Regions from separate parts of the Homo sapiens genome. Here all the other regions are linked to region 1. Evidence: chromatin loops called from intact Hi-C (ENCODE). Cell type or tissue: HepG2. All regions are shown on one strand. Each heading gives the region's core, and the rest is flanking DNA. Links, peaks and the distances in the headings are about the cores only.

Region 1 (8,301 bases), core at 2,184-4,683:
AAACATGGGCATTTTGGGGGAGGGGGGTTCTGTGTGTTTTTCTTTTTCTTTTAGTTTTGATTTTCTTCTTAGATCTCTTACCCATTTGTAATAAGAGAGTGAAGAAATACCATGGATATAGACGAAAAAAACCCAAGGCCACAGCAAATGTTCCAGAGGCATCTGAAAACTGAAGTCAGGTTACTGTGTGGATAATTCTCAAGCAAATGGATGCCTTTATGGTTACTTCATTTGGTCCACAGGTGAACTTGTCACATCACATTTACGGCAAAAAATCCTTTATGTTTCAGGTATTTCCTGAACCTTAAGTGAGTTTCTATTAGACATGTTCTGTTTCCAAGTAATCTGTTTTCCACCCCTGTGTCCAGGAAATGATTATCAGAAAGGAAGAGAGAAAAACGACATCATAATGTAATCTGGCCCCTCTTTTGCTGGGCTAGGAACACAGCATCTGGCAGAGACTTTCAAGTGTCAGATACTACTTTATCCATCTATTTCTGAAGTTCATTTAATAAATAATGGAGACTGATATGAAAAGGCTTCTAGTTCTACCAATGGAAATCCCTCACCCTGGCTATGAAACAAACTTTAAAAAAGAAATTGTGACTTTTCTGATGTTAGTTTGCTTCAGATGAAACTTGTTCTTATTCCTAGCTTGAAGAAGAAAATTTCACCCTTTGCCCCTTTAAGACTGTATAACTTTTCTTCCCACAAACTAACAGTATCTCCACAAGGCACTACTGTCCAGGTTGAGATGAAGGTTCCAGTTGCATTCTCTTCTGGGCGCACGTCATTTTGTTTGCTGTTCACTTATCACATCAAAATGCATAGCAAGTACCAGCTTCCCGTCAGATAACACATATACATGAGCTATATGCACTCATGTGTATACACATATAACTCAATCTAACTTTCCCCTTTCTATAAATTCAAATTATGTTCCCTGATGTGGTCCATCCTGGAGGTCACGCACAGAGCTCTTACCTGAAATGGAAGGGAAGATAGGAAGGAACCTAACACATATTTAGCATCTACTATATGTATATAAAATTAAGACATATATTATCCTATTTTATCCTCACAACAACCCTGTCAGGTATACATTATTACTTCTATAGATGAAACAAAATAAACTCAGAATGGTAATAGTCACTCATGTTTGAGTGTCCTGGCCAAGAAAGACACCTTCCTCTTTCCCAAGTCTTTATTGTAATCTCACCTATGCACATATATCCAGGACTAATTCTCAATCGGAGGAAATTTCTAAAAGGGCCAGCAAAAAGGAGCACTGCTCAGTCTTCATGCTCACAGCAGTTTCCTCCTTGAAAGTTTCCATGGCAGGGCCATCAACTGGGGCCAGGAGCAGTGGAGGAGCACCTGGAGGTGGAGATCTTTTCTTCCAGCCTGTCAGGGCTCTGCTCAGATGCCATCCATCTCACAGGCCCAGGGAGTGTTTAATGAAGCCGATTTGGATCAGTGGGGATTGGTGTTTAGGCTGTTCTCCAAGACTCCTAAAATGGCCGGGAAATGTGCCCATTTTTGGCTTGCTGTTGTTTTATTTTTAAATAATCTTCTTCAACAACTTTTTAGGTGCCTGTTCTATTGAAAGCTCTTTCAATTATTCAAATCAAGTCAATCAGGATTATTGAGCACCTATTCTGTGCCAGGAACAGCTGGAGTATACAAAAATCTGTAAGATGCTACTCCAGGAACTTAAGAAGGATGAAATAAAGTCACCAATAATGCCAAGGGGTTGAATACAAGAGCTATAAAGAAGTCATAGGTAAAGAACTACGAGAATTCAGACAAAGGAGACATCCTTTCTTGTTGGGAAAAATCAGAAGAGACATCATGGATAGGAAACAAGCATTAGACAGACCTTTAGGAATTCATTCACTTGGTCATTCAGTCAACAAATACACAGTGAATATTTACTATGTACCACGCATTTGTTAAGAATCGGATATACCAGAGGGATATAATCCCTGCCTTCAAGGCATTGGCATTCTAGCAATGAGAAAGTAAACAACTAATTATAGCATGTATGGATATTAAGAATTGAATGACCAGGATGAACTGATAGTATTAAGAGGGGTAGGAGGTATATGGTATCAGTGGGGGTGGGGGAGGTGCTTCAGAAAAGTGGTCAAGAAAGATCTTGCAAGGGAAATGATTTTTATTGAAGACCTAAAGACTAAAGAGGAGTCAGCCATTTGCATAGCAAGGGTAAGAATATTCATGAGACTGAAAGCAGAACGTAAACATTTCCTAAAATGAAAAATAATTTGGTGCTCTCAAGAAAGTCTCAAAAGGTCACTGTGTTCAGAGAATAGGAGCAATAGGCAGGCTAGCTTGCGACAAAGTTGGACAAGCAGGTGGGGTTCAGGTCTTGCAAGGCAGTTAGTTATGAGTGGAAGTCTTGATTTTCTCCTAAAAACAGCAGGAATTTTGACAGGTTTTATTCTGGGAAGTGGCATGAGGCCAGTCTGCAATTAGGAAAGAGAAGTCAAGTCAGAGTACCAAGTGGAGAATGGGGTGGATCTGGGAGGTGAATTAGAAAACTATAACATTGCTCCATTTGTGACAATGTGTTTTACACAAGGGTGAAGCTGGGAGACATAAATGTAGACAAATTCAAGATACATTTTGGAGGAAGAAACAATAAGAATTTACTAGACTGAGGTGAAGCAGGGCATTTACATAGATAAAGCAGCATAAACAGAAATTCAGAGGAGATAAATGGTAGGTCTGTGTGGGCTTCAGTGAGACAAGACCAGTGTAACTCTTTCTTGCAACAGAGCCCTGGGCCATAGAATAGCATTATTCATCTTTGAATGTGGAACTAGACCCTGTTTCCACTCCTTAATTCCAGCTTTAATTCCCCTTCCCCTGCTCCTGGTCTCCATCCATGACTCATTACAATAAAAAAAAGTACAGGTTGTAAGACTTCACAGATACCTAAGCAAACAGTGAAGCCAACATTCTCCAAAATGTATTCTGCGTGTCACTTGTTATATGAGATGCTTCTTGAGAAAAAAAAAAGTTGGAGAGCTTTGTGGTCAAATAAGTTTAAAAGATGATTTTCATTTTCTTTTTCTGGAGAGTGACAAAAATATTAACATGTAAACACTCTGAGATGTCCTTCAGTAAAGAAACTTACTTATCTTTGTTTAATGGTTAACCCACCTTTTTCCCAAACAAATAGGACCTTAGGCACCTTAGTCCATAGACCAACCCCAGGAATCCTGTGGAATCACTGACTTGGCCCACAGGACAAGTTACATAATTACCCAGTGCAAAATGAAAATGATGAGCCTTTTGCTTAAAAATCATTAAGAAATTCAAGACAGTGACAGCAAAGCACTAAGCCAAGTGTGGGGCTGTTCTACATGAGGGCTCCTCTGGGACTGCACAGAGCTTGCATGACCATGAAGTCAGCCTTGTAGTACCTCAAGTTACAGAGGAGGAAACAACCCAGAGAAGTAAAGTGGCCTCCCATGATCTCACATTAGGTAAACATTGACACCGGATCTTCACCCTGTGCCTTCTGACCACTTATAGCATACCAACTTGGCTTCTATAAGATGAACCAGATAATTTGGGGGATGGGCCATTTGTGACTGATGCCTCAGTCAGGCGCAACGGCATCATCTTTGGTTTTGCTCCTGCTATGGCAGGCACCAACCCTAAGGGGCAACCTCTGGCATGACTTGCCTCTAGCTTGTCTTCAAGCTAATTTCATTGCTTTTTCCTGTCATCACTCTGGTTTATTGTCACCAGTCACTGAACTTAATCACTACCCTAACAACAGTTCTGGGGATAATGTGTGTCTTCAAGAAATATTGTGAACTGCCTAATTAGAGATGAGTCAGAAAGTAAGGCTAGAGGAAGGGAGAAGACCATGATTATCTAATTCTCACTCTGAGAGAAGAAACTAAGTACCTTTGTCCCTGACTTACAATGGTTCAACTTCCTATTTTTGGCTTTACAGTAGTATGAAAGGCATATGCATTCAGTAAACACCATGTTTTTCATTTTTAATTTTGCTCTTTTCCGATGCTAGAGATATGCAGTGGGATACTCTCTTGAGGTGCTGGACAGCGGCAGTGAAATGCAGCTCCCAGTCAGGCACATGATGACAGTGTGCTGTGTTGCCAGCAATTTTTGGATATCCTGTTTCCGCATCCATCATGTCTACAAAATGCCCATCTGTGTCTCCTGCTTCTGGTGAGAAGAAGAGGAAGGCAATTACTCTTGAGATGAAACTCAAGATAATTGCCCAGCATGAAGGCAGCAGGCCAGTAATGGCCATCACACGTGAGTTGGGACATTCACAGTCCGCAATCATGACTTATCCTTTACATGAGTTTTTAACTTCCAATATTTTCAACTTCCAACAAATTTATCAGGACATAACCCCATTGTAAGTCAAGTAGCATCTGTATTTCCTATCCATATTCCATAAACCATTAACACAGGGTTGTATACATAGTGGGTGCACAAAAAAAGCGTCTCTTCTCCCTTAAAGGTAGGGAAGCTATAGAAATCCATGTGGAATCAGAATGAGGAAATGGTGGGGAAATACTTATGCTCTGTGAAACTATAAGGTGGATGATGCTGAGTTCTCCAAGAGTAAAATAAGGAAGGGCTTCAAAGCAGAGGATAAGAATGAGCTTTGGAATAGGCCACACATGTATTTCAAGGATAGGAAGGAGATGTGGGTAGACAGAACACAGGGACTTCAAAGACACAGCAAGAGGACATGGAGAGTGTAGAGGGTTTCTACTGTCTGGCCTTCTGTATTACTCAAGGTTCTCCAGAGAAACAAAACCAAAAGGTTATATGCATATATAGAAAGGGATTTATTGTAAGAAATTAGTCTGCATGATTAGGGCGACGGACAAGCCCCAAGGTCTGCAGGGTGAGAAAGCACACTGGAAGCCCAGCAGAGCAGATGGTGAAGCACCAGTCTGAGTCAGAAGGACTAAGAACCAGGAGAACCAATGGTGTAAATTCCAGCCTAAATGCATGCTGGCTCTAGACCCAGGAAGAGCTGGTATTTTGTTTTATTTATTTATTTATTTTGAGACAGAGTCTCACTCTGTCGCCCAAGCTGGAGTGCAATGGGGCGATCCTGGCTCACTGCAACCTCCACCTCCCTGGCTCAAGCAACTCTCCAACCTCAGCCTCTTGAGTAATTTGGACTACAGGCATGCACCACCACACCTGGCTAATTTACTTGTATTTTAGGAGAGACAGGGTTTCACCATGTTGCCCAGGGTGATTTCGAACTCTCAAGCTCAGGCAATCTGCCTGCCTCAACCGCCTAAAGTGCTGGAATTACAGGCGTGAGCCACCGTGCCCAGCCAAGAGCTCGTATTTTAGTTTGAGTCCAAGGGCAGAAAAAAGCCAGCGTCCCAGTTCAAATGCAGTCAGGCAGAAAGAATTCTCTGTTAGTTAGAGGAGGGTCAGCCTTTTTGTTCCATGCAGGCCTTCAACTATGTGTGACGCCCACACACATCAGGGAGGGCAATCTACTTGACTCAGTCTACCGATTTAAATGTGACTCTCTTCCAAAAACACCCTTAGAATAATGTTTGACCAAATATCTGTTCAAACACTGACCCAGTCAAGTTGACACATAAAATGAACCTCACATCTGCCCAACATCATTCCTTCTTATTTCTGCTCCATGATTCAATTTTCCTTTGGGGAGCCACCCCTTGCCTATGAGCAGTCTATGTGGGTGGGCTAGGGCTGACTCCAATTCTGAATTTCTAAGAATAGACATTGAGAGTATTCCAATGCCCTGAATAGAGTTACTGAGTTTGAGAGAGGCCAATGAGTCTCAGATCCTGGGACTTTGGCTGTAAACTGTTTGAAAAAAGGAAAATAAAATGAAAAGAGATGTTTTCTGCCAGGGTTGTTATGCTGAAAATGCTGGGCTCACTATGTGGAGAGGACTTACTTATGAATGACGCCAGCACAGAGGAACAGAAGTGAGAGAGAGCCCTGATGACACGGTTTGATTTGAGCCCCTGCTCAACTTTTCCTGGAGGTTTCAGTTGCATGAGTTACACAAGTTAGTTACATGAGTTTCATTTCATACTTAAGCTGGCTTAAGGTAGGTCCTTGTCTTTTATAAGCAATGAATTTTGACAGATGCTATGAGCACATTATGCTCAGAAAATAAGCCAACGGAATGGGCCTGCCTTATCTAAGGAGCTGTGAGCGAGCAGCCGGCAGCTCTGCTTTCTGAGTGGTCCTTTTGAACAAAGTTACAGCATCGCTAAAGGCAGATGAGTGAGCTTGACTTAGCTCCCGAGGCTGATGGTAAATCTATCAACTCCTAATGTCACACTATTAACTGGAATGATTCTAGCCCTGAAATCCCAACACGTTCACAATAAAAATCATCTTGTGCTATCTAATATGAGCGTAGACAGTGTACTGTCAGGACTGGGATTGGGGACAGTAAGCAGAGAGGTTAAAATCCATTTCTATTGCTCTGAGGGATGGGAACAGAATTTGGGACCAGGATGGTGCCAGGAATAAGTTAGAAGCATGGAATATGAAGGCAGAGGCACCAACATGTTAGTGCTAACTTCAAACAAATCCATGTGGAATCCTAGATAACTTCCTTTTCCCTCCCTCTTTCCCATCTCTCAGTTTGCTTTTTCTTCCCCCTTTCCCCCCACAATTTTGAACCCTCTCCTGTTCCAAGCACTGTGCCAGACACAAGGGCTATGAAAACAGGCATCAAAGAAGGTTACAGGCTGGGGCTGGGAGGGTCACGTTGGTGGGGACAGAGCAAAGCATGCATGACTATTGTAGCACAACGCAGTCAGTGTTGGATAGTGACACAAGATGCTTTGGAAGCACAGTGAGAGAGACTCACCTGCCAACTGCAGGGATATAATCAAGGCTGCTTACCACCACTTTTGGGTTTCAATACCAGGCGAGTGGGACTTCAAAAAATAATAATTTTAAAAAATTACTCTAAGGATAAACTTGGAATCTTGTAACTGGTCACATTTTTTTTTCTTTGTTTTGATCACATCTAGAAACAATATATGATCTATTCTAAAGTAACTTTAGTTCCTTATGGAAATGATTTCATATGTTAACCTCACTCCTAAATTAATCTTAATTCTTACAAATGTTTTCATTTATTTTTATTCCACTGTACAATGCACATTTCTGTAAAATATTTCAAATTTGGAGGTAATGAAAGGTAAATAAGTAAATCATGTACTTATATATCTTAGTAACTTTTCAATTACTTAAAACAAGTAAGTTTTTTTAATGATCATTAAAGCATAGGTAGTAACTCTTTTATAGTAACCCTATGATCCTTGCTTAAATGAATAAAGTAGTATGTACTGGTTCATGAAAGTACAAATATCAATAGGACAGAACAAATATCCAAGAAACCAACACTAGTATATATAATGATTTAGTGTAAGATAAATGTAATATCACAGCTTAATAGGGAAAAGGATGACTCTTCAATAAATAGTGCAGGGATAATTAGATCACTATTTAGTGGGAAAAAAGTAACCTCAAGCAAATAAAACTTCTGATGGCTTAAAGAGTGAAATGTTTAAAATTCGCCTCAAATAAATGAAGAGAAATATATTTAATATTTATCAGATCCTTAGATGTGGAGTGACTTTTAAGGAATTACCCAATATAATAATCAAAATAGAACAAAATATGTTTATTTTTTATTTTATATGTTTTCTATATTTATTTTTATTTTTATTCCTATTGATTCCTAGGGCTAGCCCAGTCACTGGGCTCCTTATCATTAGATAAGTAATGGCAATATGCATGAACATATATAGGCAGACACACTTAGATTTAGTAATTTTGCTTCTCAAAATTTACCTAAAGGAAATAATCAGAGATTTGTCTAAAGATTGATAAAGATTCTCACTAAAGTTTAATTATTTAGAGAGGACATTTACAAATGTTTGACTTTTTAGGTATCCCAAGACTTTTTTTATATTTTACACAAAAATACACGCAAATATCCCCTAACATTTGAATACATTCTATTTCTTATATTGGATGATAAAGTTGCAGGTAGTGATGGATACCGGCACATACGCATATGCATTTATTTTAAAAAGAATACAATCAGCTCACACTCTTCTATAATTTATTTTTAATTTAAGTATATATTTATACTCATCCATCAATTTTTTATTGCATATCTACTAAGGGGAAGGAATACAGTGGTAAGTAAAAACAGTTGAACTCTACTATTGTGGGGTTTATGATGTAACAAGGAAGGAA
Region 2 (8,301 bases), core at 3,392-5,891, 89 kb before region 1:
TCAGGAAGAGTTGCTGGACCCCTTGGCCACAATAATTGGTTCAGAAATGCACATACACTCAAGCATGGTGGGCCTATAAGAGCATGAGAGCAAGTCATTGGGTTTTGTCACAATTAGGCAGAGTTTTCCTTGGAAAGGTAGGGAGATTGTTAAGCTAAGGAGATATGAGCTAGCAGACCTGGATACAGGTGTGGCCAGGGCTAGATAAATTCTTATTCTGGTTAAGCCAGTTTGGATTGGTTTCTCTTGCTAGGGACCCAAGAAGAATTGATTGACACAGGAAGGGAGCTGGGATGTCCACAGCACCTGATACAGGTATGCTGGACAGAGTCCTGGCTGGGAGTCGGGTCCTTAAGATTTCATCCTCATTCTATTAATAACTGCATGATTATGGGTCAATCTTGGCCTTTCTATCTGTGAAATCATTGAAAAAACTAAAAATTGGCAGTTCTGAACTTTTTTAAATAATTTTTTTTCAAATCAATTCTTATTCCAAGTTCCATTACCTGAAATAAATTCAGAGCAGCAACAATAAGCGTATTCCTTGAGCATGTACTCTGCAGGTGCCTCAGTTTTAAATGCTTCATGTGTATTTCACTTATCTTGATCTTCACAAAATCCTCTAAGGCAAGGATAGCTATGAATTCCATTTTGTAGAGAAAGAAACTAAAGAAAAGAGAGATTAAAACTTTCCCAAGATCACACAGCCATACCCAGTGAGTCTGGGATACGACTCCAGCCCCAAAGTCTGTGCTCCCTACCACTCCACACTTCACCAAAGCTCCTCTAGCTGAAATGGGGTAGGCAGACTAGAAGCCCACCTCTGAGGCTTCACTAGAAAACAATAGCACTTTGACGAGCTTGATAACCACAAAACTTCATGACTTCTAATATTTATTTCAGCTTCAAATATTTGCATACCTATGTGCTCAGCATGTTGTGCAATGCCAAACACGTTTTGACATACCAGTCCTAACACAATCTGGGATAATATTCTGAGAACACCTCTGCAAAGCCCCAGAGGGATTGTCCCACCAGTGTAGCCTCTAATCCCATTTCTGGGGCAGCAGGATGTCTCAGAGCCAATTGTCAGGAAAACCATAAAATAGAGAATGCTTGACCTCTGACACTATTGTACCTCCTTCTACTTCACATCATTTCACCTGCAGGCAAAATGAATTTGAGACCAGAGACAACTCTAGAAGATGGTAAACCACCATTTCTATAGACCATGTTCTCTGCAAGACCCAGGCACTTGGAGATGTGTTTGGTGCACTCAAGGACTTGTGATACAGGAATCTGGTCAATAGTTGGAAATACAAGACCACGAGTCAAAAGACAGGAGGAGGCTGGAGATGTTCATTTGGAACTAGGTCATTGTTCATGTCATAGCTATAGTGAAATTGCTTACCAAGCAACAAGACGAAAGAGCCAATAATTAAAATATTAATGTTGTAGGGATGGAAAGAGGAAAATGAATTAGGAAAAAAACCAAGGAGAGTGTGGTCAGAGAGGTTAGAGAAATATGTTTTGTTTCTAGGTGCGCAGTTGATTCTTTCTTGTTTTAATATTTTTCTCTTTCTTTTCTGAGCCCACGTTCTCATTCTCATCAACTGGCCAATAGGTAGTCATTTATTAATAATATATTTGATATATGGTTTTACTTATGCTTATAATATGTATGGTCTTGTTTTTGTTGGTGGTGGGGTTTTTTGTTTGTTTTTTGTTTGCTTGTTTGTTTGTCGTTTTTGAAATACAGGCTCACTCTGTCACTCAGACTGGAGTGCAGTGGCACAAAGCTCACTGCAGCCTCAACTTCCCAGGGTCCCAGGCTCAAGTGATCCTCCCACCTCAGCCTCCCTAGTAGCTGGGACTACATGCCTGGCTAATTTTTTTTTTTTTTTTTTTTTTTTAGTAGAGATGGAGTTTCACCATGTTATCCAGCCTGGTGTCAAACTCCAGCCTCAAGCAATCCACCCACCTCGGCCTCCCAAAGTGTTTGGATTAAAGTGTTAGGGTTAAAGTGTTAACACTTCAGGATTACAGGCATGAGCCAATGTGCCCTGCAGGTCTTGTTTTATAAATATGTAAACCTTTAGATAAATATTATTGTATTAAAATTTCATTTTATTTCCTACTTTTTCCACTTAATTTTTTTTAAAAAATAAGAATTATTTCATGCTTTATATCAAATTTGTGGTTTTCTCTTCCCATATGGTATTCTATAGTTAGATCTATCATATTTAAATCATCCATTCCCAAAATGATGCACACTCAGGTTCCCTCTACAAGCAGACATGCCTGTTTCTGCTTCACATTACAGTACCTTCTCTTATCAACTGGAAGATAATTATTGTGTATATTTCTAATTTTTGATCTCTCTGTTCCATTCATTCTGATTCTGTTCAGGGTGTTCATGATTTCCCTTTTTTCTTGGCTGTGCTGTTCACTCTCTGATTACTTTGCCTGTGACTCTTCCTTACCCTGGAGGCATCAGCTATTGTTGTTGGTAATGTGTTCACAATCTGGGTTTGATCACCCCCGACTGCTTTCTGCTTAGCAAGTGACACTGCACCTAGGAAACCTAAAGGGAAGGAATGCCTGAAAGTGGGCCAATCAGTCTATCCTTGTGCCTGTCTTCTCCCAACCGTACCCTACTCCTAGAATTATCTCAAGATCTCCTACCCCTACAAACAGGGCTGGGGCTGGAATGTTTTCCTATTCCACTATGGAGAGAAAAAAGACAAGTGCCCATTAGCCATTCCTGGCAATGTAAGAGAGCAAAGTGCGCAGTGAAGATTCTCCCCAACTGTGGCAGCTGGCCATTCCCTGCCTCTGCTTGTCACTTCCTATGCGTGATGTCACAATTGTACTCGCTCTTCCCAGGGTTTCTTACGGTCTTTGCTTTCATTTTTTTAGACTCCTACAAATTCTTTTACTACTGAGGAATCTCTAGGGTAGGGCTGGGGAGACGACCGGCACGTTGTGTTCATTCACCATCCAGTCAAGACCAGGACACAACCTCAGGCCTGGGTTTGTCTCCCCACTAAATTTGAGTCTGTTTAAAAGTAGCTGCTGGGTCCCTATATATACAAACTCCCAACTAGCTCAATGTCTAGAAAATCACAGACAACCAACAAAAGTTTGTTGAATGTTATGGATTGAATTATGGCCCCTCACATAAAAGATATGCTGGAGTCCCAGTCCCCAGTATCCTGGGATGTGATCTTATTTAGAGATAGGGTCTTCCCAAAGGTAATCAAATTAAAGTGAGCTAATTGGGGTAGACCTCAATCCAATATGACTAGTGTCCTTATGATTAAGAGGAAATTTGAACACATAGACAGACATACATAGAGGAATAACTACGTGAAAAGACACAGGGAAATGATAGCCATCTATAAGCCAAGGAGGAAGGCCTGGAGCAGATGCTTCCCTCCCAGCCCTCACAAGGAACCAATCACTTTCAGCCTCCAAAACTATGAGACAACATTTCTGTTGCTTAAGCCACCCAGATTGTAGGACTTTGTTACAGCAGCCCTAGCAAATGAATACATTGATTGGATAAATACATGAATATCATAAACAAAAAACAGAATGAAGACAATAATAAAACAGTATGAGGGAGAAGACAATTTCAAGGAGGAGGATATAATTTTCAGAGCTAGATGCTGCAAACAGTGTGGACAATTAGAATAACAGGACAATTAGAAGTTCTGTTTTGCTTTCTTTCTTAATGTTCTCAGTGAAATCAGTCCTAGTGGGATGGTGGAGGCAGAGCCCAATTACAAGGGGAAGAAAAGTCTAAGGAGACATAAGAAAGTGGGAGGAGAATACAGTCTCTTAAGAGTTTGAAAATGATGGAATTTCCTTTAGGATGGAGAACTGAGTCTGTTTGGGAGATGAAAGAAGCAAGCCAAAAATGGGAAAAGGCTGACAATACAGTAATATATAATTAGAAAGTATAATACACTGCCTTCTCTAAGCTGCCTCTCTGCTTCGGCATAAACCACAGCACTAACTACTTCTATTTTCATCACTACATTGCAGGCAACCCTTCTCTTTGTCATATCAAGAGACATTTCCTATTTCTTTCAGCCCTTGGACTACTTTTGCAACTATCTGTGTCAATAGACAAGTTAATAAGGAAGAGATTTGCCTCCTGTAGAATGCGCTTTACCCTGGTCTTTGCATAGCCTCCACCCTCCACCTCTTTTTTGTTCAGAAAGTGAGTCCATCTGTGTTCCAGTTCTTCAGCACTGATTCATAAATTAATCCCTGCTAAAAATGGAAGCTAGCTAACTGGCAATGGCTAAAGGTATGATGGGCTCTATCATAAACACACACACACACCACACACACACACACACACACACACACACCTGGAAATATGAACTATTGAAATCTGAAAGCCTGTCTCCAAAGAATCTAATTATAAACTATTCCTTGGGAAGATGAAAGTTTGGAGCTGGAAATATTTTAGGATGGGGCACTTATCAAACCTCTTTTAAATAATACTTAAAATACTTTATACTTCTTCTACCTAATCTACAGTAACTCTCTGTCTTTACTGGAAACTCGCTAATTTCCAGGTACAGCATACCTACCTGTCTTTGAGATCTCAGTGTTAAGCATGAAAGGAGACAATGGCTAACAAGACAGGACTTTGGAGTCAAACAGTCCTGGATCAAAATTCTAGCCCCATCAATTATTAACCAAGCAACCTGGGGAAAATCACTTAACATTGCTAAGTCTCATGTTCTCTCTTGTAAAATATCATAATAATACCTGTATCTAAGGGCTGTTGTTAGTTATCAAGTGAAATAATACATATAAAGCATTAGCTCTTGCCTAACATGGAATTAAGTGTTCTTCAAATGTTAGCATTCGTTATTATCCCTAACACAAATCCGACTCTAAGCAAATCAACCCATAAGCTAGTCTGCCCCACTGAAATTTAATTTCTTGTTAATAAAGAAAAGTATTTTTACCACTATGCAAAATGAAGCTTCTTAAAATACAAATACATTCCTGGTAAATGTAGTTGAATTGATAGAGAATAAGAATGACTGATGGTAGCATTTTGAGGAGCACATTTTGATGACAGAAGTGCAGGCAGAGTGGAGCCTGTGCTACTATTAGTTTGGTGCAAAGGTAATTGCAGTTTTTGCAATTACTTTCAATGGCAAAAACTGCAAACCTAATATATGGAGGAAACGCATTGGAAGAAAAGGCAGCAGCTGCAAAAAGTAAATTCACCTATTTGCCTATATTACCTGACTTCCCTGGGTGAGATCAGCATTAAAAAGAGGGTAAAGAGGGTATGTGGTCTCTGAGCCAAGTGCAGTGGGACACGGCCAACCTGGACACAACTATTGGGATGGCAGAAGCAGGTAAATATCTCAGAAAAGTCTAGCATGACAAACTTCAGTAACCAAGACATTGTCCTCAAATGAAGGACAATGGTGCCCCTGCCACACTCAATGCCTCCTCCTAATATTGGATTCAACTCATCCTTCTGCAAATTGAGCCACCATGGTTAAGTTTGTACCTAAAAGATTTTTTAAATCCAGATTTTTTGGCTTTTACACACAGTACAATTATACTTTTCCTGACTTGAAGCAGCACATGCAAGGCCCGAGATTCATGTATATAGTGCAATTATTCACCTGTGTTTTCAATAGAAAAAGAAGAAAAAATAAAACATAGGTACACGACGCCCCTATGCCAACGAACAATAAGCCGTCTCACAAAACGTGTGAGTGCTTTAAGAGGGGTAGATATAACATATGATGGCCATGTGGGCTAAAATGACTTAGGAGTTATCTGTGTAGACAATTCAGTGACCAAACAGCTTAGTTTTTGACCTATTGATATCCAGGACTGTGTACGTTTTCTAGGACCTCAACATGACCTCACATAGCAAACACTGAAAAACCACTGAGTTCACTGATTTTGCTGAACTTACGATTTTGCTGAGCTTACTTTCTATTGTAAGCTTCTATCCTGCCAAGCTTCTATCCAAACTTGCTTCTATCCAACCAATAGAAACGGAACAGGAGAGCCTATAGCATTAACAGCAATGACTACAATTAACACAAGTATGTAAAATAATCCAATGGGACCACTGAACAATCCTGGGCAATAAAAGCATTTCTATCCAAGCCTGGCAGGATAGAAGCTTACAACAGAAAGTAAGTTGACTTATACACAATAAGAGATAAGACATGACCACATTTAGATACACCTCACACCCTCCAGGATAGTTATAATAATAAAGATAGATAATAACATGTTGGTGAAGATGTGTAGAAATTAGAATCCTTGTATATTGCTTGTGGGAATTAGATGGTGCAGCTGCTTTGGAAAACAGTTTGGCAGTTCCTTGAAAAGTTAAACATAGTTGCCATATGGCCCAGCAATTATATTTCATGCAAGAGAAATGAAAACATATGTATACGAATGTTCAAAAACTTGTACACAAATATTCATGGCAGCATTATCCATAATAGGCCCAAACTGGAAACAACCCAAATGTCCATCAACTGATGAATCAATACACAAAATCTGGTATATCCATACAATGGAATATCATTCGGCCATAAAAAGGAATGAAGTACTAATTCATGTTTCAACATGGATGAAGCTTGAAAACATTATGCTAAGTGAAAGAAGCCAGACACAAAAGTTTACATATTGTATGATTCCATTTATATAAAAGCCTAACATAAGCAGCTCTACAAAGACAGAAAGTAAATTGTTAGACATTAGGGTCTGGGAAGAGGAGGAAATAGGGAGAGGCTGTTAATGGTCATGGAGTTTCTTCCTTGAGTCATTAAAATTCTCTGGAATTAGATAATGTTGATGATTGTACAACCTTGTGAATCTACTAATGGTTGTTGAATTTTACCCTTGTAAGTGTGAATTAAATTACACCTCAATTTTTTAAAAAAGATGATATGTTTACACAATCTGCATTATAGGCTCAAATTTGCAACTGCTACATATTTAAAGTACCTTTATATAGACCTGGCTCATAGTAAAAGCGTGATGAATAGGAGCTATTATTAGAACTTAAGTCAGGATCTGATCATTATCAAAGTGTCAACAATGCAATTTCCCACTAGGCACAAGCTGTTCCCGTCTTGAGGCAAACTTAAATTCTCTTGGTTTCTACTCCCTAAAGCTAAAAAACTCTCTTTTGCCTGATGTAGGCTCATGATCTGGGGAAGGAAGTTGCTTTTTCTCCTCTCTGAGTGGTTCTTACAGAGTCAGCCCAAACAGTAATAGTAAAGGGAAGATTCTCTAATTCATCCCGACTATACATTATCAGGGCTAAAACCCGTTCTATGCTGACACTGAAGAACTGTCCTGGAAAGGAAAATATTTCCACTTTAAAGTTTCTGATAGTATCATATGGGCAGGAGAGTGGGAGGTGTCGACCAGAAATGCGATATTTAAAGGACTTAGATGTTTTAAGAGACTAACAGAGCAAGAGTGGACAAATTAAAGTAGTAAACTAAGAATCAGAGTAGCACAGCTAACATAGGCAGCTCATGTAGAGATTAGGGAGAAAAGAAAATATTCTTGAAAATGTCCTCCCAAGTTCAAAAACAAACCTCAGTTCCCCTCAACAGAAGGAAAGACTTAAAATAAAAAGACCGTGGCACAGCTGTGAAGCAAGGCATGGATTCTTTTCTTATGACTGTTAAATGTACAGTCCCCTTAGAATGGAAATAATGTTATTACCCTGGAGGGGGCTCCATTATGATGCACACTGGTTCATATTTTAGTTTAGAGCACAGGTTCTTAAGAGAGTGACTTATTCCTGAAGGAATAAAAAGGACTTTGAGAAGAATAAAAGTAGTCAACATTATTATGGGGCATTGACATAGCAATTTGCTTGTAAATGATTTTAAAAACTACTGCTAATAATACACCTTATTGTATATAGTACTCCCAACCAAAGCCACCTTGGGTAATCAAATTAATACAAGGCAATAGAAAGGGAATGGGAGCGCATATAGCATTAACAGCAACGACTACAATTAATACAAGTACATAAAATAATCCAATGGGACCACTGAACAACCCTGGGCAATGAAAGCATTTTTCAAGATATACCATTTAATGTGGTTGTACAGCAGAGTAATATAATGGGGGTGAATAGTATTTACTAAGGAAAGAAATTGATGCAAAGAGTGAATGCTCAACAATGGAGGTTTGTCTGTATGCTTGACTTGGAGGTAATGTTCTTTTCTTTACCTCTGATCAAATTGCAGTCCTAAATGGCTAGCCAGT
Region 3 (8,301 bases), core at 3,392-5,891, 110 kb before region 1:
TTTCTGACTCAGTACAATTCCAAATAAAATTCCAGCTTTTCTGTGGAAATGGCAAGGGCCAAGAATAAGAAAAACTATCTTGAAGAAGATAACAAAATAAGAGGTTTTATAGCACCAGATATTAAGACATAATAAAGTTTCAGTAGTTAAAGGAGCATTGTTTTGTCATCTGAATAGACAATTAGAAACCAATGAAACAGAGTAGAAAATTCATAATTATACTCATATTTACCTGGTCTCCTGAAATTTGATAAAAGCTCCACTACAATAGGGAAAGGATGACCTTTTCAATAAACAGCACCAGGTCAATTGAGCATCCATATGGGGGGAAAAAGTGCATTTTCACCCCACTATATATCATATACAAAAATTCATTTCAGATAGATTATAGACCTCTATTTGAAAGATAAAACAAAAATAATTCTAGAAGAATATATAGGAGAATATATTCATGACCTTGGAACAAGCAAAGATTGATTAAACAAGACACAAAGAAAATACTATTTATAATAATAGACACTGAGTAATTGGACTGAATTGAAAACCATGTGGCAGTAATCACTAAAGCTGAATATTTGCATATTCTATAAACTCTAAATTCTACTTCTAGAGGTATACCCAAAAGCATGTGCATATATGTGCACCAAAGACCTGCACAAATTGTCTTACAACAGTGATTCATCATAGACCCATAGTGGAAACAACCTAAAGCTTTATAGATAATAGAATATATAAGTTGTGGTATATTCCTACAATGGAATATTATAGAACAATGATGAACATCAGACTACTGCTACATGCTGTGACTTGGGTGAATAATTTTGAGAAAAAGAAGCCCAACACAAGAGATACATATGATTCCATTTTTATAAAACTCTAAAAACATGTTAAACTAATTTATTGAGATAGAAGATATTAGAATAGTAGTTAATTTGTAGGAGCTATAATTACTATGCATGAGGGAGGCTGTGAAGGAGTTTGTGTTCTATTTCTTGATCATAGGTATCTTCAATTTGTAAGGCTAATACTTTATAATATTTTATTTATACTTCAGAAAAATAATATGCAAAATAAAAAACACAAATGCAAACTGGATTTTCACTCCCTAAGACTTCAATGCCTTTTCATACTTAAGATGAAGGAATGAATACACTACTCTTGCTCTTATAGAATATATTAAAGAAAATTTGAAAAATCAATCTAATGAGTTGCTGATTGGTATAGCCGGGTGTAACAAAAACAGCATGAACATATCTCAGTTCAAGCACTTGCATTTACATGTGGCAGCTTTGTGGCCTTGTTAACTTTGGTTTCTTTATCTATAAAGCAACGGCAACAGTACTCCTCTTCCCCTACTTTGATATCCTCACTTACTCAACCTGGAAAACATTTTCCTTTTCACATTTTACCCTAAATTCTTGCTTCTTGGTGAAACCTTTTTCTATTCCTCATACTGACTTTAATAAACCTTCCCTGCTTCTCTGTCTACACTTTCAACATACTTACTGCTTTGTTCTGAGTGTTGGTGCCCTCCCAGAATTCCTGTGCTAGAACTTAATCTCCAATGTGATAGTACTAAGAAGTGGGGCCTTTGGGAGGTGATTAGGTCCTGAGGGCTCTGTCCTCCTGAATGGAATTAGTGTCCTTATAAAAAGGATTGAACATAAAACCAAACACTGCATGTTCTCACTCATAAGTTGGAGTTGAACAATGAGAACACATGGACCCAGGGAGGAGAACATCACACACTGGGGCCTGTTGGGGTGGGGTGGGTGGCTAGGGGAGGGATAGCATTAGGAGAAATACCTAATGTAAATGATGGGTTGATGGGTGCAGCAAACCACCACGGCACTTGTATGCCTATGTAACAAACCTGTATGTTCTGCATATGTATCCCAGAACTTAAAGTGTGTGTATATATATATATACGTGTATATATACGTGTATATATAAGTATATATATACGTGTGTGTGTGTGTATACATATATATATATATGTATATATGATTGAAAGAGCTTGCTTGTCTCTTCCTTGTCTTCTGCCATGTAGAGACAAGGTCTTCCCTCTCTTCCTGTTCCTCCCAGTAGCAAAGCTAAGGCCCACCTTGGAAGCAGAGAGCAAGCCCTCACCAGACACTTAATCTGCTGGCACCTTGATCTTAGACTTCCCAGCATCCAGAACTGTGAAAATAAATTTCTATTGTTTATAAATGACACAGTCTAAGGTATTTTGTTATAGCAGCATAAACAGACTGAGTCACTTACATTACAGTACAGATGCTCCTCAACTTATAATGGGATCACATCCTCATAAACCCATTGCAAGTTGAAAATATCATGTCAAAATGCATTTAATCCGCCTAACGTACTGAACATCAGAGCTTATCCTAGCTTACTTTAAATGTGCTCAAAACACCTACATTAGCTTACAGTTGGGCAAAATCATCCAACATAAAGCCTATTTTATGAGAAAAGTGTTAAATATCTCTTATAATTTACTGAATACTATACTGAAAGTGAAAAACAAAATGGTTGTATGAGTACTCAAAGTAGTTTCCGCTGAATGAGTATCGCTTTTGCACCATCATAAAGCCAAAAAATCTTAAAGTCAAACTATCATAAGTCAGAGACCATCTATATTAGATTTTGTTATCTCCCACTAGAAGAGAACTTCTAGAAGCTTCTAGAACACAAGGACTGATGTTTTTTATACCTGGAACCGAGCCCAATGCCTGACACATCAGTGCTCAATAAATATATGCATGAATAAATAAACGAGTGAATGAAAGTCAGCCTTACCTAACCGAGAGACTGTAACAATCCTGTGGGTTCATATGCATGAAAGGAAAACGCTACACAGATGTAAATGATTGCAGAATGATGCACAGGAATAAGCCACAGAATAGTTCCCAGTTTATCTTCTTCACTCATGAAGGAATACAGAATACACTAGCTGATTTTTGAAGAGTCATGATAACTGAAGGGTTTAAAAAATATTCACAGAACCTTCACTGAAACTCACGAACCCTGAAAAGACAGACAACTGACAACCAAAATAGGAATCTAGTCAGAAGTGACAATAAAACACTTGTCATGGAGACAGAGGCAATGTTTAAAACAAGCAGCCCTCAGGATTGAAATGCATTCTCCCTGTCTACTCCAAAACTCAGTGGATGGGTAAATAATGTGAAAGGAAATCAGTATGTCCTACTACTATAAATGAGGCAATTAGACTATCTGTTGCACACACATTTATGAATAGTGGTGCTGGCAAGCCTCTTCAAAAAGATGCATCTGCTTCTTTCGTGCAGAAATATATAATCAAACTCTCCCCTCTTTTAACAGATCATGGCCTACCTTTTTGAGTTTGTGTTATACAAGCTAATTTTCACTCTTTATTTTACTAAAATAAAAGAACTCTAGTCAAACGACAACACATCAATATCCCCATTGATGCCAACATTATGTTTTTCCTCAGGAACCCTTAACATTGCTTCTCCCAACCCCGCACAACAGAAGATGTATAAGGAAGCAGCTTGACTGACTCTAGGGATTGGGTTTGGGCTGTAGAACACTTCACCTCGAAGTCAGCTGTTCAAATCCAGCCTCCAGTGAAGAGGATAAAAATATTTTCAGGTGTGGGCTTAAATCAGGTTAAAGCCTTGATTCAGCTCCCTGAGGCAAAGGATCAGCAATATATTTTAGCATCTTATTCACAGCTCTACAGCAAGAAAAAGGTCTGCAGACACCCAGAGACTGAACTAGCCCTTTATCCAACATCCAGCTGCATTCTGTGGGCCCTACCCATTGTCCTATCAGGCCCCTCCCCTGAGGTAACAGGAAGATTTTCACTTCACATCTCTTACTGACACCTAAAGTGTTACCTCCCACCTTCTTTAAAAAAAAAAAAAAAAAAAAAAGCTATTCAATGCTTTCCTTCTCAAACAAGATGATTCAGAAAGAACAAGAAGAAAAACAAGAAAATTAAATATGGAATTACAAACTTTCCTGTACATGGCTCTGAATACACAGTAATTTCCCTGATAAACTTTAAGATTTGGCCCAGGGAAAATATTCACCCCATTATGAATGTAATGGAGTTCCTATAAATATGATACACAACCTACTAACTTGCATACCAAATTAGATGCTGGAGACATTGCTGAATCAGAAACACCTGTTCCTGAATTTCTGTAAATACATAAGCTATTGAATCAAAATGATCACCAGTAGTAGTAAATCATATCAAAATCAAGCCAGATACCCCTTATGGGTGAACAGATACATCACCAGGCAAATTAAAATACTGATATATTGCCACTGCTAAAATTTTCCAAACACAATTACACAGAGCCTTACATTTTCAATATCACCTCATTCAATTCCTGATTTTATTTGGTTCTGAGATGGCCTTATTACTTGACCAAAGTGAAACAAAGACACAGTAGTCAGGCTTTGAAAGAAAGGCAGCAGCCCCAGTCAGGGACTTATAGATAAAACTCCCATCTCCCTGGGACAGAGCACCTGGGGGAAGGGGCAGCTGTGGGTATAGCTTCAGCAGACTTAAACGTTCCTGCCTGCCAGCACTGAAGAGAGCAGCAGATCTCCCAGCACAGCGCTAGAGCTCTGCTAAGGGGACAGACTGCCTCCTCAAGTGGGTCCCTGGCCCCTGTGCCTCCTGAAGGGGAGACACCTTCCAGCAGGGGTCAACAGACACCTCATACAAGAATGCTCTGTCTGGCATCTGGCGGGTGCCCCTCTGGGATGAAGCTTCCAGAGGAAGGAACAGGCAGCAATCTTTGCTCTTCTGCAGCCTCTGCTGGTGATACCCAGGCAAAAAAGGTCTGGAGTGGATCTCCAGCAAACTGCAGCAGATCTGCAGAAGAGGGGCCTGAATGTTAGAAGGAAAACTAACAAACGGAAAGCAATACCATCAACCTCAACAAAAAGGGCGACCACTCAAAAACCCCGTCCGAAGGTCACCAACATCAAATACCAAAGATATCAGTGGAACCCACCTCCAATATTTCAACGTAGGTTCTATTTTCTGTAAGTGTCGGCCAGCTGAGAAATAAAGAGAAAGAGTACAAAGAGAGGAATTTTACAGCTGGGCCTCCGGGGATGACATCACATATCGGTAGGACCTTGAAGCCCAGGCTGTGATTTGATCAAAGGTTTGATCTTTGACAAACCTGACAAAAACAAGCAAGAGGGAAAGGATTCCCTACTGAATAAATGGTGCTGGGAAAACTGGCTAGGCATATGCAGAAAACTGAAACTGGACCCTGTCCTTACACCTTATACAAAAATTAACTCAAGATGGATTCAAGACTTAAATGTAAGACCTCAAGCAATAAAAACCCTAGAAGAAAACCTAGGTAATACCATTCAGGACATAGGCATGGGCAAGGACTTCATGACTAAAACACCAAAAGCAATTGCAACAAAAGCCAAAATTGACAAATGGAATCTAATTAAACTAGAGCTTCTGCACAGCAAAAGAAACTATCATCAGAGTGGACAGGCAACCTACAGAATGGGAGGAAATTTTTGCAATCTAGCCATCTGACAAAAGGCTAACATCAGAATCTACAAGGAACTTAAATAAATTTACAAGAAGAAAAACAACCCCATCAAAAAGTGGGTGAAGGATATGAAAAGATACTTCTCAAAAGAAGACATTTATGCAGCCAACAAACATAGGAAAAAAGCTCATCCTCACTGGTCATTAGAGAAATGCAGATCAAAACCAGAATGAGATACTATCTCATGCCAGTTAGAATGGCGATCATTAAAAAGTCAGGAAATAACAAATGCTGCAGAGGATGTGGAGAATTAGGAACGCTTTTACACTGTTGGTGGGAGGGTAAATTAGTTGAACCATTGTGCGAGATGGTGTGGTGATTCCTCAAGGATCTAGAACTAGAAATACCATTTGACCCAGCAATCCCATTACTGGGTACATACCTGAAGGAATATAAATCATTCTATTATAAAGACGCATGTATGTTTATTGCAGCACTATTCATAATAGCAAAGACTTGGAACCAACCCAAATGCCCATCAATAACAGACTGGATAGAGAAAATGTGGCACATATACATGACTGAATACTATGCAGCCATAAAAAAGAATGATATTCCTCAAGGATCTACAACCAGAAATACCATTTGACCTAGTAATCTCATTACTGGGTATATACCCAAAGGATTATAAATCATTTTACTATAAAGACACATGCACACATATGTTTATTACAGCACTATTCACAATAGCAAAGACTTGGAACCAACCTAAATGCCTTTGCAGTGACATGGATGAAGCTGCAAACCATCATTCTCAGCAAACTAACACAGGAACAGAAAACGAAACACCACACATTCTCACCCATAAGTGGGAGTTGAACAATGAGAACATATGGGCACAAGGTGGGGAACATCACACACTGAGGCCTGTCATGGGTGGGGGGCAAGGGGAGGGATAGCATTAGGAGAAATACTTAATGTAGATGATGGGTTGATGGTTGAAGCAAACTACCATGGCACATGTATATCTATGTAAGAAACCTGCACGTTCTGCACATGTATCCCAGAACTTAATTAAAAAAAAAAACAAAAAGATCAAAACAAACAAAATTTTATTTATTGTAAATTAGCTCTATAAGGTCTTCTTTAGTAAGAGATATTCAAATACCATGTTTATATACATTATATTTTTATTTTAAAAGAGTTATTAGTACATATTAATTGCCAACTGATTCCTATAAATATTTTACTTTAATTTATATTTGAAATCTACCTTTATTACAGACTTAAGGCTACAAATTAAAATATGCTGGACTCCAAGAATGCCACTTAGTCACAATCTAAACAAAAACATTAATATGCCACTCTAAAAGTTTCTATCAAGAGAAACTAGACTAGCATAAGAGTATCAGAATTCTTTCTACATTCTTGGAAGTTCCTAAGTGTTGCTCCAAGACTATACAGCTGACCCATGAACACTGTGGGGGCTAAGTGTGCCTACTCCCCACATATTCAAAAATCTGAGTAAAAATTTTGACTCCCCAAAAACTTAACTACTAATAGCCTGCTGTTGACGAGAAGCATTACCAAGAACATACAGTTGATTAGCATGTATTTTTTATGTTATATGTATTATATACTGTGTTATTACAACTATGTAAGCTACAGAAAGAAAATGTTATTAAGAAAATCATAAGAAACAGAAAATATATTTACTATTCATTAAGTGAAAGTGGATCATCGTAAAGGTCTTTACATCTGTTTACATTTCTCTCAATTGTAAATAATGCCTGTATAGTCTTTGTTTGTGTACCTAAGTTTTAATAAATTTTAAAATTTTATCATATATTCCTGTATATTTTATAGCACTAAATGATAAAACAGACTAGTATCTACATATATTTGATGGATTCATGGCATATTAAACCTTTCCTTCATTTTTTTCAATATTTCTAGGCTGCAGTTCATCTGTGAATTTTTTCAGATTATTGCAAATCTCCAAAACATGTTCTAATACATTTATTGAGAAAAATCTGCATGTAGGAGGACTCTCACAGTTCAAACTCGTGTTGCTCAAGGATCAACTGCATTTGTATTTTGTTTTCTACATGCAAAGGGTGTTCACAAAGTTATTAGGGATAGGGAAAAGGACTAGCCCACTTGGATCTCCTGATGCACAGGAGAATCTGTGCATTCTGTGAGGAGTAACTTTTCTGGATATGCCAAATTAAAACTCACTTCACTAAGGGCATATGAGGAAAGTTGGTAGGCATTCCCAGTTTTAAAAGACAATTCTTTCTTACAGACAATAACAAAAGATCATTAGAGAGTTGTCTAGGATAGAGATAAGCAAATGTTCTTGCTCGGTTAGACCCAGTGTGACGGTTAATTTTATGTGTCAACTTGCCTGGGCCGTGGTGCCCAGATATTTGTTCAAACATTATTCTGCATGTTTCTGTGAAGGTATGTTTGGATGAGATTAACCCTTAAATTGGTGGACTTTGAGTAAAGCAGACTACCCTCTATAATGTGGGTATACTTCATCAATCAGTTGAAGGCCTGAATAGAACAAAAAGGATGACCTCTCTGGAGCAACAGGGAGTTCTGCGGCAGACAGCCTATGGACTAGAACTACATCATCAGTTCTTCCTAAGTGTGCTGCCTGCTGGCTCACCCTGCAGATTTTGGACTTGACAGCCTCCATAATTATGCAAGCCAATTCCTTAAAATAAATCTCTCTCTATAAACATCCTATCAGTTCTGTTTCTCTGGAGAA

The links. A loop is a pair of places that touch in the nucleus more often than their neighbours do. Peaks named below come from ENCODE experiments on the same cell type or tissue, not always from the same donor. Only the 100,000 strongest peaks of a DNase experiment are listed, where the experiment ranks them.
Region 2: a loop joins it to region 1, with 6 times the contacts of the local background. A loop is called at or near these places in 2 of 110 quality-filtered maps.
Region 3: it touches region 1 in a loop (7-fold over the local background); 3 of 110 quality-filtered maps call a loop at or near these places.

The regions. Positions count from the first base shown.
Region 1 is chr5:109,896,457-109,904,757 of GRCh38, reverse strand. No RefSeq gene overlaps it. Among named protein-coding and RNA genes, the nearest start is that of LINC01848, 17 kb to the right of the region's middle. In HepG2, for the core only: no CTCF peak of the experiment used is centred there; DNase peaks (open chromatin) are centred at 3,227 and 3,547; H3K4me3 peaks cover 324 bases.
Region 2 is chr5:109,986,975-109,995,275 of GRCh38, reverse strand. No RefSeq gene overlaps it. Among named protein-coding and RNA genes, the nearest start is that of LINC01848, 110 kb to the right of the region's middle. RefSeq lists enhancers at 2,265-2,799, 4,534-4,828. In HepG2, for the core only: no CTCF peak of the experiment used is centred there; a DNase peak (open chromatin) is centred at 4,665; H3K4me3 peaks cover 1,096 bases.
Region 3 is chr5:110,002,838-110,011,138 of GRCh38, reverse strand. No RefSeq gene overlaps it. Among named protein-coding and RNA genes, the nearest start is that of LINC01848, 120 kb to the right of the region's middle. In HepG2, for the core only: a CTCF peak has its summit at 4,738 (motif pointing right); a DNase peak (open chromatin) is centred at 4,948; H3K4me3 peaks cover 516 bases.